Linked DNA regions of Homo sapiens: regions 2 and 3 are each linked to region 1. The links are chromatin contacts, found by Hi-C in ENCODE. All regions are on one chromosome and are shown on one strand. Each heading gives the region's core, a stretch centred on a gene start or an enhancer-like site at or near the end of the contact. The rest is flanking DNA. Distances are from core to core; before and after follow the strand shown. Region 1 holds the start of DDX60 (DExD/H-box helicase 60). Region 2 overlaps SH3RF1 (SH3 domain containing ring finger 1). Region 3 overlaps PALLD (palladin, cytoskeletal associated protein).

Region 1 (4,861 bases), core at 1,479-3,978:
ATATATCTTAAATGATAATTTTATTTAAAGAGATAATACAGAAAATTGGGGAAAACCCATCAAGAATGAAGACAATCAAAAAACCATGAAACTTTGTGTGATTTAGAAAAGTTAAAGGAAGCTATAAAGAAAAACAAGAGAACCCATGGTACTTCGAATTTACAAAAGTCTATTTCAAACAGTAATTTTAACAACATAGAACTACATGTCTTAGCCTAGCAATTCCTAGATTGCTTCTACACTGAGTAATGTGTACATACTCATAATTTTGTCACTGCTGTTTACTTCTTTTTTACTGTTGACTCAACATACAAACAAATCACAAGAATCAAAGTCACAAACTGCTGTAAAATATGATAAACCTTGACAGTATGAAAATAATAATATAATTAACCAACTTGGCAGTTCACAAAGGGATGAATGAAAGAAAAATAAATATGAATGCTAAATTCTTCATCTTTCACAGCAGGATGTCCAGCAATAGCATCTGAAGACAATATATGAAAAAAAATAATGGTTTATGGAATCAAGAAATTATCCTGCTTTTCTTCTAAGTACTGCACCATCGCATTACCAAAGAGTAGATACAAGAGTGATTCATTTCTAGAAATAATGCAGCTAATAAACACAGAAGGAATGATAGAATTAGAATATCACCATTTTACAACTCCTAATGAATTAACAGATCTTGGTATTTTTAAACGATAGCACAACAAAAATAGAGGCAAGTGTCCACACCATCAGTGAAGTATTGTAGTTCTCCCAGCCAAAAAAAAAAGAAACCCAAAACTTGGGAGGCCAAGGCGGGCAGATCACCTGAGGTCGGGAGTTCGAGACCAGACTGGCCAACATGGTGAAACCCCATCTCTACTAAAAATGCAAACATTAGCTGGGCATGGTGACAGTCACCTGTAATCCCAGCTACTTGGGAGGCTGAGGTAGAAGAATCGCTTGAACCTGGGAGGCAGAGGTTGCAGTGAACTGAGATCAAGCCACTGCATTCCAGCCTGGGCAAAAGAGCAAGACTCCGTCTCAAAAAAAAAAAAAAAAAAAGAAGAAGAAGAAAAAAAAGAAAACCTGAATCTGATCAAAACGCTAGTAGTAATGATTAATTTACAAGAAATTTAGAGGCCAGCAAAATATGTTAAATGACACCACAGGGATTAGGACACATACACACACACACACATAAACACACACCCAACAGGACACACACATACAAAAACAAACAATCATAAGACCACAAATCTTACAAACGAATAAATTAAAAGGGGATGAAAGAAATTGCAAGAACCTTATAAGGCTTATCCTCCAATCACAGTAGTGTCAGAACCATATTCTGATTCAAACAATCTTAAAAAGGAAGAAGAAAAGAAGAAGGGAGGAAGAGAAATGGAAAAGAGAAAAAAGGAGGGAAGAGGAAAGGCGCAAAGGGGAGGTAAAGAGGAAAAAAATGGGGGCAAGGGAAGGGAAAGGAAATCATGGATTCTGTATTGGAACAGAATGGTGGAGCTACTTGATGAAAGGCATCAAGCTCCTGAAACCCTGCCTGGAGAAGAGCTGGTGGGTTAAAATGGCTTCCAGTACCCGGTATAACCCTCTCCCCTTGAGTGTGGACAGGACCTGTGAATTTAATGGCATAGTCTCTTTAATGATTCGGTTATATTATGTAAGACTTCATCATAGTAGACTCGGGAGATTCCCCCAAAGAGGCTTATACCTTCTTTAAAGGTACCCTATACCTTCTTTAACGGTATAAGCCACCTTGTTGTGAGAAGGCCACTGTAGCTAAGATCTCAGGGTGAAATCTAAAGACATGGGAACCCCCAGCCAACAGCCAGCAAGAAAGCAGGTAACCTCAGTCCTTTAGCTGCAAGAAACTGAATTCTTCCAACAACCTGAATGAGCATCCATGGTGTCCCATGAGGCCACAGCTCTGACACCTTGATTTCAGCTCGATGAGATGCTGAACAGAGAACTCACTTTACCCATGCCTGGGCTTCTGATCCACAGCAATTGTAAAATAATAAACTTGTAATGTTTTAAGCCACTATACCTGCCCCTTGACCAGGAATAAATTAAGTTACTGGAGTAGGAAATAAATTTCTATTGTCTTAAGCCACTGAAATTTAAGGGTGCACAGAAATTACCTGGGGGAATCTTATTAATAAACGCAGATTCTGATTCTACAAGTCTGGAGCAGGGATTGAAGGTGGAAGCTTCTTGCTGCTGTCAATGTACAGGTTTTACTGGCTGTGCTTAGATATGATGTCCCTTAATTTCTCCTCAACCTCCATTACCCAGCTCCCACCTTTGACGGGGACTCCTTAAATGCCTAACTAAGCACTCCTCTCTGTCTCAGACTTCAGGCCTTTCGCGGTTGTCCCTTTCCTCCGCCCCTCCCCACGCCCGGCCTTCCGGGCCAGCAGGGGGCCCGTGCGCCACGGCCTTGCGATCCCAGGAGGTTCCCCAGATTCCCGCGCCCCGAGCCCAGCACTCCTGGGCCACCTCCCTGTCCGGTCCGTTGAAGAAGACCTAGAACTCCCGCTAGACAGCTCCGCCCCAGGCTCTTCCCAAGGGACATCCCCGGCTCCTCACCGCGGACTCAGGACCGGTGGTGTCCAAAGACCCGCGAGCTGCGCGCCCCGCGGGGAGGGAGTGAAACAGAGACCTAGCGCAGAGCCCAGGTGGAAGTTCCAGGTTACCCCAGACCTGGCCTAGGACTCGGCGCTCTGAGCCACCGCAGCCAGTCTTTTATGCATCCGGCGGGAGTTTCGGTTTCCTTTCTCCTCTCAGAAGCACTTAGGTTTCAGTTTCCCTTCAGCACGAATTAGGCGAGGCACTTTCGTGGAAAGTTTAGCATCCTTCCCTTCAATCAGAATCTTAAGAAGGGGAGCATGGCGAGACGTTAGTTAAAAGGTATGAAGTTACAATAGCTAGGAAGAACCAGTTCTGGTATTCTATTCTGCAGTAGGGTGTGTATAGTTAACAATAATGCATATTTCAAAATAGCTAGAAGAGAGAATTTTGAATATTCTCATCACAAAGAAATAGTAAAGTTTTGAGGTAATAGATGGGCTAATTATCCTGATTTGATCATCACACAATGTATACATGTATTGAAACGTCACATTGTACCCCAAAAATATATACAATTATTATGCGTCAATTAAAAATAAAATGAAACTAAAAAAAACCTTAAAAGAGAGAGACAAAGGCAATAAAAATGGGCTTTGGAATTTGGGCATAAATATAGAGTAAATTGAGGCAGAAAAATTTGTAACATCTAAACAAGATAAAATCAAGAAGAGTTAGAATTTAGAAATTGATAAAATGTAAAAGACACTGTGGAATCTGAAACCCCACAATGAAATTGGAGATCTTGCTGCTTCTACTTGTATGCAAAAAGAAAAAAGAAAGTATGTAACAATACATGAACTTTGAGTTTCTGTTATGAGAAGCTGATGATTACTGTTCTGTATAAACTGTAATTGGTACTTTCATGGGCCAAGAATCAACATTAAAAAATAAATTGAAAATGCAGAATGGTCACATTTATTTGTGCCTCAAATTGATGAAATGTTCTCTTAATTTTTGCCTGTTGATACTTGCAGTGTGGGTTTCGATACTCATCTCCTTTCCTTTCAGTGCCCTCGTATGCTTGATTTCATTAATGCTATAAATATGCATTCATATATTGGAAATAGAAGAGGGTGTGGAGGAAAGACAGCAGTGAATTTGGGTAATCAGCATGATAAGAAGCCACAGGCTGCTTTGTCTACAAGGAAAGGAAAGAGCCAAGGTCCAGGCACTGCTCCACAGGGAACACAGAACAGAGAGAGTAGTGAATGATACTTTGTCTTGTGAAAAATTAGAGAGTCAAGTTGTTAAAAGAGGGGGATATGGGGAAGGAGGACATTTCTCACATCCATCAGACAATTACTTGTTTATTCATTTGTTTAGAAATTCACGTGTTTGTTAGTGATGAGATTAAGAAAGAAAATAAAAGACTCTAGAATTTAACACATGATTGGTCTTAAATCAGCCAATATTCCTGTCTCCTTCACTGTGATCTCTGATGTACCTGCCTGGGGTAGGCTGAATAATACCCTGCACTCCTCCCTCCAAAAGAGGCCAAAATCCTAATTCCTGGAACCTATGAATACAGTAACTTTCATAGCAAAAGTAACTTTGCAAAATAGATTAAATAAGAATCTTTAGAAGAGGAGATTACCCCTTACCCGGGATTATCCAGGTGGGCCCAAGGTCATCAGAAGGGCCTTTATAAGAGGGAGACAGGAGTTCGAGGGGCAATGTGATGATAGAAACAGTCAGTGACAGAATGTGGGGACACTACACAGATGGCGTTGAAGACAGTGGAAGGGACCACGGGCCAAGGAGTCTGGTGGTCTCTAGAAACTACCAAAGGCAAGGAAACATTTTTTTTTTCTAGAGCCTCCAGAAATCAGCCCTGATAACACCTTGACTTCAGCCCAGAGAGACTGATTTTGAACCTCTGAGCTCAGAACTGTAAGAGAACAAACTTGTGTGGTATTAAGCCACTAAATTTGTGGTAATTTGTTACAGCAGCCATAGAGAACTAATACAATATTGCAAACTGTATTGTAGGAAATGAATAACATATTTGCAAACAGCAGAAATAATGGATTGTGTTATAACAAGAGGTAGAATTAATTCAGACAGCTACTATGTGCTAAGCAATATGCTAATACCATATCAATGATCACAGCAAGTTCATGAGGTGTGTACTATGATTTCTGTCATTCTGTAGATAAGAAAAATAAAGCTTCGAGGGATAAAACAGCTAATAAATTATACTAAGATTCAAAATGTGGTCTAA
Region 2 (4,861 bases), core at 862-3,361, 780 kb after region 1:
AGGATGACCTGTGTGGCCAATAAAATGTTGCAGAAATGACAGTGGGTGATTTCTGAGGCTAGATCATAAAAGGCATTATGGCTTCCACTTTACTTTCTCTTGGATCGGTCACTCAGGAAAACTGGCTGCCATGTTGTGAGGACACTCAACATCTCTATGGAGAGGAAACACATGGTAAGGCACTGAGGCCTCTTTCCAAAAGCCTAAACTAACCAGAAAAAGTGATGTGAATAAGCCATCTTAGAAGGGGATCCTCCAGCCCCAGTTGAGCATCAGCTCAGGCTGATGTCTTGACTACAATCTCAAGAAATACTCTAAGCCAGAACCAACCAGATGAGCTGTTCCATAATTATGTGACCCACAGAAAGTGTGAAATAATACATGCTTATTATTGTTTTAAGCCACTGACTTTTGGGCGTAACTGGTTACATGGCAACAGATATCTAATAAATACATCTTTCACTGTTTGATGCTAAGTAATGAGTAGTCAGTCATAAAGTTGATTTTGGGTTTCTACTTTCATTTGGTTCTCAAAGTCAGAAAATGAGTGTATAGCCTCGTGGGACCCACTCCTGACTGAAAGTGAAAAATATTATGGCTTCAAAATGATAGGCAGAACAAATTCTATACAACTGTCCCCAAACTTCTGAAACCTATTACAGCCTGCCCCTTTCACCAATTCCCATTCCATATAAACCAAAATCCATTTAAGAAAGACCACAGCAAGAGTCCCAGACTATTACACTAAAAAAACACATCTCTGCAAAAGGTAAGTGGCTGCTTGAACAACCTGAGCTCCTTTGGCACAGGGACCAAATTACTACCCAAGATCTGAAGCAAAAGCACAGCACAGAAGTTGGCTTATCATATCTGAGAAAGGTTCAGCTAATTCAAACATGAATATTCATAGACCACAAGGCTGGGGTTTGATCAAGCATGGAATGAGGAAGGAAGCATGACACAGCGGGAGAAACACTGGCCTAAGGATTGACACAGTCTTTAAGGTCAGTTAGAGCAGCTTAACTTTGGGCCAGTTATCTCAGCTCTCAGTCTGTTTCCTCATCTGTAGAATAGGACTGTAATGAGTTAAACAAGTATGATGCTCTTCGTATGGTGTCTGACAAAGAGTTCAACCTGAAAATATTAGCTCCCATTATGATCATATGGCTTAGACAAGAGTAGGCAGAGGCCTGGCACTTCAAGGAGGTGAAGAATGGGCCAGTCAGTGGCTGGACATCTCTAACTAGGAAACGAACTCAGGCCACAACTCAGGCCTCATTTCCTGAAAATGAGATTTGACAAACTTTAGATCAACACAGTTAGGGTTTTGGAATCCCTTCTTTGATATCTTTATTTTGAGACGGTCTTACTTTGTTGCCCAGGCTGGTGTGCAGTGATGCAATCACAGCTCACTGTAGCCTTGACCTCCCAGGCTTAACTGATCTTCCTACCTCAGCCTTCCGGCTGGGACTACAGGTGTGTGCCACCAAACCTGGTTAATCTTTTTACTTTTTGTAGGGATGGCATCTCACTATATTGCCCAGGCTGGTCTTGAACTCCTTGGCTCAAGCAATCTTCCAGCCTCAGCCCCAGAAAGTGCTGGGATTATAGACATAAGCCGCTATGCCCAGCTCTCTGACACCTTTAAAAGCAAGACAAATAATTTCATCATGAATTTATCTGAAAGAAGGATCCAGATGACATTTCTCAAGTCTAATGTCAACATGCTAAAAATCCATGAAAAAGCAATGATGTAGTTGCCATGTGGGGCAAGTTAAACATTTAAGGCAAAGCTTTATAATTCTGGGAAAAAATGTACAAGTGACTCAAAACATATTCAGAGTAGACTTCTCATGAGATATATTCCCTACTTGTTCTCTGTGAGCTGCCTTAAAGGTGAAATGGAATAAAAATGGTTATTGAAAAACTTGAAGTGAATTAGATTAATATATGCATTTTATAAAATGCACTAAACCAATTTTGTCAAAAAAAAATTTTGAACTAGAACTGCTGCTGGGCTAAGAACATACTCTTCCTGCCAAGTTCCCAGTGGGAGCAAATTTTCATTGCTAAGTTTTATAAACCTCTGGGGGGGCGGGTGGAATGAGAAACTATGTGCATAATGGAAACTGTGACACAGTCTTGATCGTATGAAGACTACCAGGTGCAGGAGTAATAGACTCTACTTAGAAATCTTCCAGCTCAGGTCCTGATCTTGAGCCTTGTGAGGTGGTTTGCAGTTTTCTAATACAGATTTGTAAGGCCAAATACTGGGCATAACTGGCCAACTATTTCAGGCATTGAAAGGCTTTGCCAAGTAGAACATTTACAGACCAACAAACAGATGTAAGGCACAGCTGCAGAGGCCCTTTACATCTGCTGCTCCACCCTCTGCCTCACTCGGATTATGCTTTTCTTTATATGAACAGGGGTTTGGGGAAGTTCTGAACCTCAGGGGTCAATGAATACTCTCCCATGACCTACATGGGACCTGCTGATCTACCTTCAAAATCTGCATCCCATCCACTCCTCTTCATTGTCACTGTCACTATCCTGGTTGATGACTTCATTACCTTCCACCTCGTCAAATATCTTTTTTTTTTAAGACTGAGTTTCGCTCTTGTCACCCAGGCTAGAGTGCAATGGCACGATCTCAGCTCACCACAAACTCCGCCTCCTGGGTTCAAGCAATTTTCCTGCCTCAGCCTCCTGAGTAGCTGGGATTACAGGTGTGTGCCATCATGCCCGACTAATTTTTGTATTTTCAATAGAGACAGGGTTTCAATATATTGGCCAGGCTGGTCTCTAACTCCTGACCTGGTGATCCACCCACCTTGGCCTCCTTCAAGTCTCTTCCTGTCCCCAACCCAGTCTATGCAGAGCTCACATACTAATATTCTTAAGTGGCAACTCTATTTGCAGCTACCCACTGCCAAAAAATCATTAACAGCTTTACAATGCCTGTGAGCAAGGTTAATCCTCAGCCTGGTATGCGAAGCCCTTGGTGATCAGGCCCTAATCTCTTTTTACACAGCTGTAGCTACTACTATCACCACAAAAGTCCCAAACACTCCCCTAAGCCTGAACATGTCCCCTATTCAGGGCCTTTACTTCCCCCACGCCACACCTTGGCTCATGCAGTTCCTTCTAGTGGGAGTCTCCTTTGACGCTATCTCTCCCACCCATACCCTATCACTCTCTCAAAGCCTGGCTCCAGTTCTCCCCTGTGAAATCTCCAGCCCCATGGCTGGAGGCAATTTCATGCTTGACTAAATCGCAGAGGCCTCCATGTATATGTCTTACAGCACTTAGCACAGTCTACAATGTATTATTACCATCTGTGTCCGTCTCGTTTATTCTACCAAACCATAAGCTGCTTGAAGGATGAGATGATGCTAAATTCACTTTATATGCCTCATAGGACTTAGCATAGTACCTTTAATTCTTAATAAGCATGTCAAGTGGCAAAAAGAAAAAGCCTAGTTGTATAGAAAAACTGTTTTTTAAAATGTACAAAGCTCCTTAAAAAGGAATGAAATTCTGACACGTGCTACAACAGGGATGAACCTTGCAAACGTTATGCTAAGTGAAATAAGCTGCATGCACACAGAAGGAAGACTATTGCATGATTCCACTTATGAGATGCCCAGAAGTCACTTACGGGGAGAGAAAGTAGAAGGGTGGTTGCAGGGCCTGGAGGAGGGGGAATGAAGAGTTAGTGCTTAATGAGTACAGATTCAGTTTAGGATGAGAAAAAGTTCTAGAAACGGATAGCAGTGAATGGTTGTATGACAACATGAATGTACTCAATGCCACTGAATTGTACACTTGAAAAAATAGTAAATTTTCATGTATACTTTACCACAATTTAAAAAATAAGATATATGAATGAATAAAATTTTTTGTTTAAAAAAAAGGCAAAAAAAAAAAAAAAAGAAAGGAAAAATGTATAAAGCTGACTGGCACCTTGGTTGGAAAGCACCCCTTGTTCCCTTTGAACAAAGCGCTGTGGAGGCATTATGGGGTGACCAGAGTGGCTCACAGACCGGTCCCTGAATGGCCTCTGCCTCTTGGTGGCTGTGTGACCTTAACTCAACTTTTGGTGATAACTGCCAAGGTACAATTCAAGAAACAGAGTCTTGCAATATAAAGAAGCTCCACAGACTTCCAATGCTATGGTATTTTAACTTCCATCTGAATGGGCATTTACAATCTTTTATTAGTATACATTTCCTGTTTCCTTTATTTTTCTAGCCTCTCTGGTGTTCTCTGTAGTTCATACATTTTCATTTCTAATCGCCCCTGGTATAGCCCAAATTGGCTCCCATGTTGCTCTGGGAGGCACTCAGTTCATCACTCTGACCTGGGTGAGTAACCACTTACTGCTTTCTACCAGTTGCCACAGCAATCTAATATTCAATTAAGTATTTCACTGGCATAACCATACTAGTTCCCTTTGTAGCTTGCTCCAAGTCCAAGTAAATTACGTCCATTGCTTCACCCAGTGGGTTCCTTGTCACTGATTCAAAGAAATTAATCATGCTGGTTAAGCCCAGCTGCCTTTCTGTAAATCTATCTCTATCCAATTTGTATGTTTCCAAGTGTTCTAGCTTAATCCCTGATCAAAGATCATACATAGATTTTTTTTTTTCCCCCAATTTAGGAGATGAGCTTATAGGTATGTGGTTCTCAGTTTAATTCCTACATTTAAAAATACACACAGATAAAGATGACTTGCTGTGTCTCCCTGAACTCTTTATATATATATTTTTTTTCTTTGGAAGAAAAACCTGTCATATACTTTCTTTTATTTGCCATCCCTTCTGAAATATTTTCTTTCCACTTTCTCTTTGCAATTTCC
Region 3 (4,861 bases), core at 782-3,281, 540 kb after region 1:
GTAACTCACACCTGTAGTGCCAGCTACTCGGGAGGCTGAGGCAGGAGGATTGCTTGAGCCCAGGAAGTCAAGGCTGCAGTGAGCCGTGACTATGCCACTGCACACTCCAGCCTGGGCAACAGAGTGAGACCCTGTCTCAAAAGGAAAGAACCATCCACAAAGTTAGTAGTGCCTACAAGAGTGTAGTTGCTCTTTAAGCTTGAATTTTTGGTTATTTTGCAAGAGGTATTATTTGCCTTAAGCCATGGTAATTAGATTTATTCTGCTTTGTGGGCTTTTAGATGAGTTAATCGGCTACAATTTCTCTTAATTCCCTCTAATGCTTTCTAGGTGTGGATATCAAGAAACCTACATGTTGTGTTTAGAATATTTTATGTATCACAGATATCAGTGGGTAGTAGACTTTGCACTGGAATTGCCCTTTTCCCTGCCTCAGTTGTTTTTGGTAATATTAACTCTTTATTTACTGTTAAACTTTACAAAAAATGTCAAGTTTACTTTTTAGGACTAATAAATTAGTTTTCATAATTTTAGCCATTTAGGAAAAACAGAAGAAACCACATTGCAGTGTAAAGGGAGAAAAGTCACACATAGCTAATTATTGATAGGAAAATGAGAAGTGAGATAGCAACATCTGAGAGGACTTCATATATGAGCATCTCACAGAGTAACTTTTTCTTTTAGCCAGCATAATTACTAGCTTTTCCCATGTGTGTACAGACATTTTTTTCCTTAGAAATTTTGGCCTTAAAAGTCAAATACAGGTTGTTTTACAGATGATCAATGGTCCTTCTAGAAGAAGTCCACAGAAGCTCTCAGATGCCCTCTAGACCAGCCTTTACTCACTCCTCTGTCAGCATCCTCCCTCCCAGCTCGCATTTTACCAAAGCTAGAAAAGACCCTCAAGGGCCTGGGTGCGTGGAATTATTAGAGACCAGATAAAAGACATGTAAGGAGTGCTGGTGTGGCAGATGCTGCGAAAAAAATGTGCCACAACCTCTGAGGGCAGGAAACTGAAAGACCTCGTGTGGTTTGGAGGCCTGAGGAAAGAGCCTCAGGAAGTGATGTTTGACCTGACATCTGAAGGCTAAATGGGAGACAGAGACAGGTGTGCAGTCAGGAGGAATCGCACATTGAAGGGAAGGGCTGAGACTCTGAGAATGGGGGTGGGAGGGAGAAAAGAAGAGGCTACAGGGGGCGACCAGGCCTGGTGGGCCAGGTGAAGGAATTTGGAGTTGATCCCAAGAGCAAGCGAAAGTCACTGGGGACAGGGAAGTCAAGAGTCACAGGATTCCATGTGGTTTTTGAAACTGGCTGCATGGAAGAGAACAGCGTGTGGGAGAAGTGTAGGAGAGGGAAAGGCAGGACTCATGATGGTTGAGATGAGACGGATGGAGACAGGCAGCTCTGACTTCTGCGGTTCTGACTTGTGAAACAGGATCAGGGATGGTGCCACTGACTAAAGAGGAAGAGAGGATTCCAGTAACAACTAAGCACTATTCTCTTTTAATCTCTGCAACAGCCCTACTCTGTGGGTTCTATTATTACCCCATTACATAGATGAGAAAACAGAGGTACGAAAGATTAAATTTGTCTAGAGTCTCCTGGTAAGTGTTCAGTAAATGTTTGCTACTACTGCCTCTGTTTACTCATGGAGTCATTCATTCATTCATTCATTCATTCATTCATGGATGGTATGCTGTATCTAAGATAATACATTGTTGAACAGAATAGATGTGAACTCTGCTCTTGAGAAAGACTGGTAGTGGGAGAAAAAGACAATAAACAAGCAGTTATCTTGCTTGGACAAGCTGGTCAGGGATGGTAGGACGGTCTAGGTTTCTTAGACTGGAATGTTACAATTCTAGCTCTTGCATAAATCTTGGATGGATATACAGAGGAAAAATACGTATTGACAAAGCCAAAAAAATGTTTCCCAGATGTTCTCTGAGGTTCCACAGGCATCCCCAATGAGTTAGATCAGAAGTAGGCCCTGTGCCGATTTTGTAGGTGGGAAGCTGAAGATGCAAGAAGAGAACAGCCGTGCAGCTGTGCTGAGGTCTCAAAGAGCAAGGGTTCCAGGTGCCGCCGCTCCTGCTGTCCAGCAGGTTCAGCTGCCTTTGGGCCCACCAAGGTAGGAAATGGCCCATATCTGACTGCCTCTGTACAGGTCAAATCACAGCTCCCTGTTCTCTACTATATATAGTAACGACCTTACATAAGAGTGCTATTAAAAAAGGACGACAGAGAGGAAAAGAGAATGCCAGCTGAATTTTTTCCACTAAAGCTCATTTTTAACAGATGTGTTTTCTCTGTTTCCACAATGACAGTGTACCAGGGGACTGTTCTCCAGGTCAGGAGGGAAGCAACCCAGGTACTTGTAGGACTGTAATTGGGTCCGTCTGTGCTGAGCACAACAATAAAATTACTTGTACTTCCCTTTTTATTTAATGTTACTCTCCTCATCAGTTCCCATTTTCCTGATATTTGTGGGAAGGAGGCCATGAAGAAGGATGAAAACACTGTAAAAATAATTTAAACTAAACTTTACAATATATTTGGGATAATGCTGAGAAGGAATGTTCTTTTTTTTTTTTTTTTTTTTGAGACGGAGTCTCACTCTGTTGCCAGGCTGGAGTGCAGTGGCGCGATCTTGGCTCACTGCAAGCTCCGCCTCCCGGGTTCAAGCGATTCTCCTGCCTCAGCCTCCAAAGTAGCTGGGATTACAGGCACATGCCATCACGCCCAGCTAATTTTTGTATTTTTAGTAGAGACAAGGTTTCACCATGTTGACCAGGATGGTCTCGATCTCTTGACCTCGTGATCCACCCGCCTCGGCCTCCCAGAGTGCTGGGATTACAGGTGTGAGCCACCTCGCCCAGCCTGAAAAGGAATGTTCTAAGTTCAGCAAAATGAGTGATTAACATGTAAGTGGTACGTCTATCTTAAATGCTTTAAATTATAATTCATGATTTTTTAATTAAGGCTTTCTTATTCCATCTGATCTCTTATACACTCTAGTACCCAGTGATACACAAATTTTGTTAATTTTGGTAAGTCAGTCTGTCTGTGCAGTGTGTGACCTTGACATTATGTAATATGAATGGGATGGCTACGTGTTCCCTTTTCCCCAGGACAGTCAATCTGCCAGTTGTCTAGAGTTCTATATAGTTCAGCCTTTGTCCCAGATTAAAGGGCCCACATTTGGACACTGAATTATTTACATGACCGTCCTGAATACTAATAGCTCACATTTATCAAAGGCATGCTTGAACATTGCTCAAAATACTTCACATGTACTACCACATTTCATCTTCACAGTCTAGGAGGGAAGTGCTATCATGACCCCCATTTTATTTATTTTAGATTCACTGGTTACATGGGCAGGTTTGTTACAAGGGTATATTCATGATGCTAAGGTTTGGGTTTCCATTGATCCTCTCACCCAGGTGGTGCACACAGTACCCAAGAGGATGTTTTTCAGCCCCTCCCCACCTCCTTCTCTCCCCACTTTTGGAGTACCCAGTGTCTGTCGTTCCCATCTTCATGTTTGTGTGTACACAGTGTTTAGCTCCCACTTATCAGGAGGTATTTGGTTTTCTGTTCCTGCATTAATTTGTTTAGGATAATGGCCTCGAGCTGCATCCATGTTGCTACAAAGGACATGATTTTGCTCTTTGTTGTAGCTGTATAGTATTCCATGGTGTGTATGTACCACATTGTCTTTATCCAATCCACCATTGATGGCATCTAGGTTGGTTCCACGTCTTTGCTGTTGTGAACAGTGCTATGAGGAGCAAGTGTACATGTACCATGTGGGGTTTTTTGGTAGAATGATTTATTTTCCTTTAGGTATATACCCAATACTGGGATTGCTGAGTCTAATGGTAGTTCTATTTTTAGAACTTTGAGAAATTTCCAAACTGCTTTCCACAGTGGCCTAATTTACATTCCCACCAACAATGTATAAGCATTCCCTTTTCTCCACATCCTGGCCAGCAGCTGTTGTTTTGACGTTGTAGTAATAGCCATTCTGACTGGTGTGAGATGGTATCTCATCGTGGTTTTGGTTTGCATTTCTCTGATGATTAGTGATGCTGAGCATTTTTTCATGTTTGTCAGCTGCTTTTATATCTTCCTTTGAGAAATATATGACCCCCATTTTAAAGATGAAGAAGCAGGTTCAGAAAAATTAAGTGATCAAAGAAACTCAGCCAGTAAATAATAGAGTCTAAAATTTAAACACAGGCAGTCTAACTCCAGAGCCTACATGGCTAAGAAGTACAGCATTACCTTTCATTCCTAAACCAGTTAAGAAGTATATGAATAAAACTCCTAGAGGATGGAAGGGTCCTTTGGAACTGGGAAGTTCTTGGAGTCCTTGAATAGAAATGCTTTCCCAATTTGCCAGTGCAGGGGCCCTTTATGGGAAACAGTGAGGACCATCCAACAGTCCAATTAACTGAGCACAAAGCACAAGGCATATTTGTTTTTCTTTCTTTTGAAAACATAAATGTTAGAAAAGTTCAGAAATGAAGAGATTTAGAAGTATAAACTTATAACTGTTGGAACCATCCTCGTATTTTCTAGACCAGTCTTCCTTCTCTCGACAACCCTTCTCTCATGGCCATTCCTCGCCCTCCATGTTTTCATGAACAGTGTGATTGACTACTCTGATTTTGTTAGCTAGCCAAAGTGGAAAATGAGAACTCGGTGAGTGGGCTGGTGTATGCTGCCTGCCAGAGGCAGCGCTCTGTAAGACGACTTCATTGTTTGCTTACCCTAATGCTCCATTACATCTCAGGATTTATTTATAAATTATTTGTTTTAGGATATGGTACTAGCTTCATGAACCCCATTG

Evidence for each region. A loop is a pair of places that touch in the nucleus more often than their neighbours do. Pooled maps may share reads with other maps.
Region 2: a pooled map shows a loop between it and region 1 (5-fold over the local background). The contact joins the enhancer-like site here to the promoter of DDX60 in region 1. A Hi-C loop is called at or near these places in 1 of 37 single-sample maps with no recorded cell type and 4 of 50 pooled maps.
Region 3: a map with no recorded cell type shows a loop between it and region 1 (9-fold over the local background). The contact joins the enhancer-like site here to the promoter of DDX60 in region 1. A Hi-C loop is called at or near these places in 8 of 37 single-sample maps with no recorded cell type and 6 of 50 pooled maps.

The regions. Positions count from the first base shown.
Region 1 is chr4:168,316,024-168,320,884 of GRCh38, forward strand. It overlaps DDX60 (DExD/H-box helicase 60), which reads right to left and starts at 2,729. Exons shown (of 38, transcript NM_017631.6): 1 at 2,599-2,729. RefSeq lists an enhancer at 2,663-2,992.
Region 2 is chr4:169,097,756-169,102,616 of GRCh38, forward strand. All of the region lies in intron 11 of SH3RF1 (SH3 domain containing ring finger 1), which reads right to left. Among named protein-coding and RNA genes, the nearest start is that of CBR4-DT, 90 kb to the left of the region's middle. RefSeq lists enhancers at 583-702, 823-882, 1,163-1,282. Within about 2 kb of position 2,112, at least 10 of the 41 ENCODE cell types and tissues checked have a DNase peak (open chromatin) inside an H3K27ac peak, as active enhancers do.
Region 3 is chr4:168,852,505-168,857,365 of GRCh38, forward strand. The region is part of intron 10 of PALLD (palladin, cytoskeletal associated protein); the gene reads left to right. It overlaps LOC102723331 (a long non-coding RNA gene), which reads right to left. Exons shown (of 2, transcript XR_007058358.1): 2 at 1-4,861. Among named protein-coding and RNA genes, the nearest start is that of CBR4, 160 kb to the right of the region's middle. Within about 2 kb of position 2,032, at least 11 of the 41 ENCODE cell types and tissues checked have a DNase peak (open chromatin) inside an H3K27ac peak, as active enhancers do.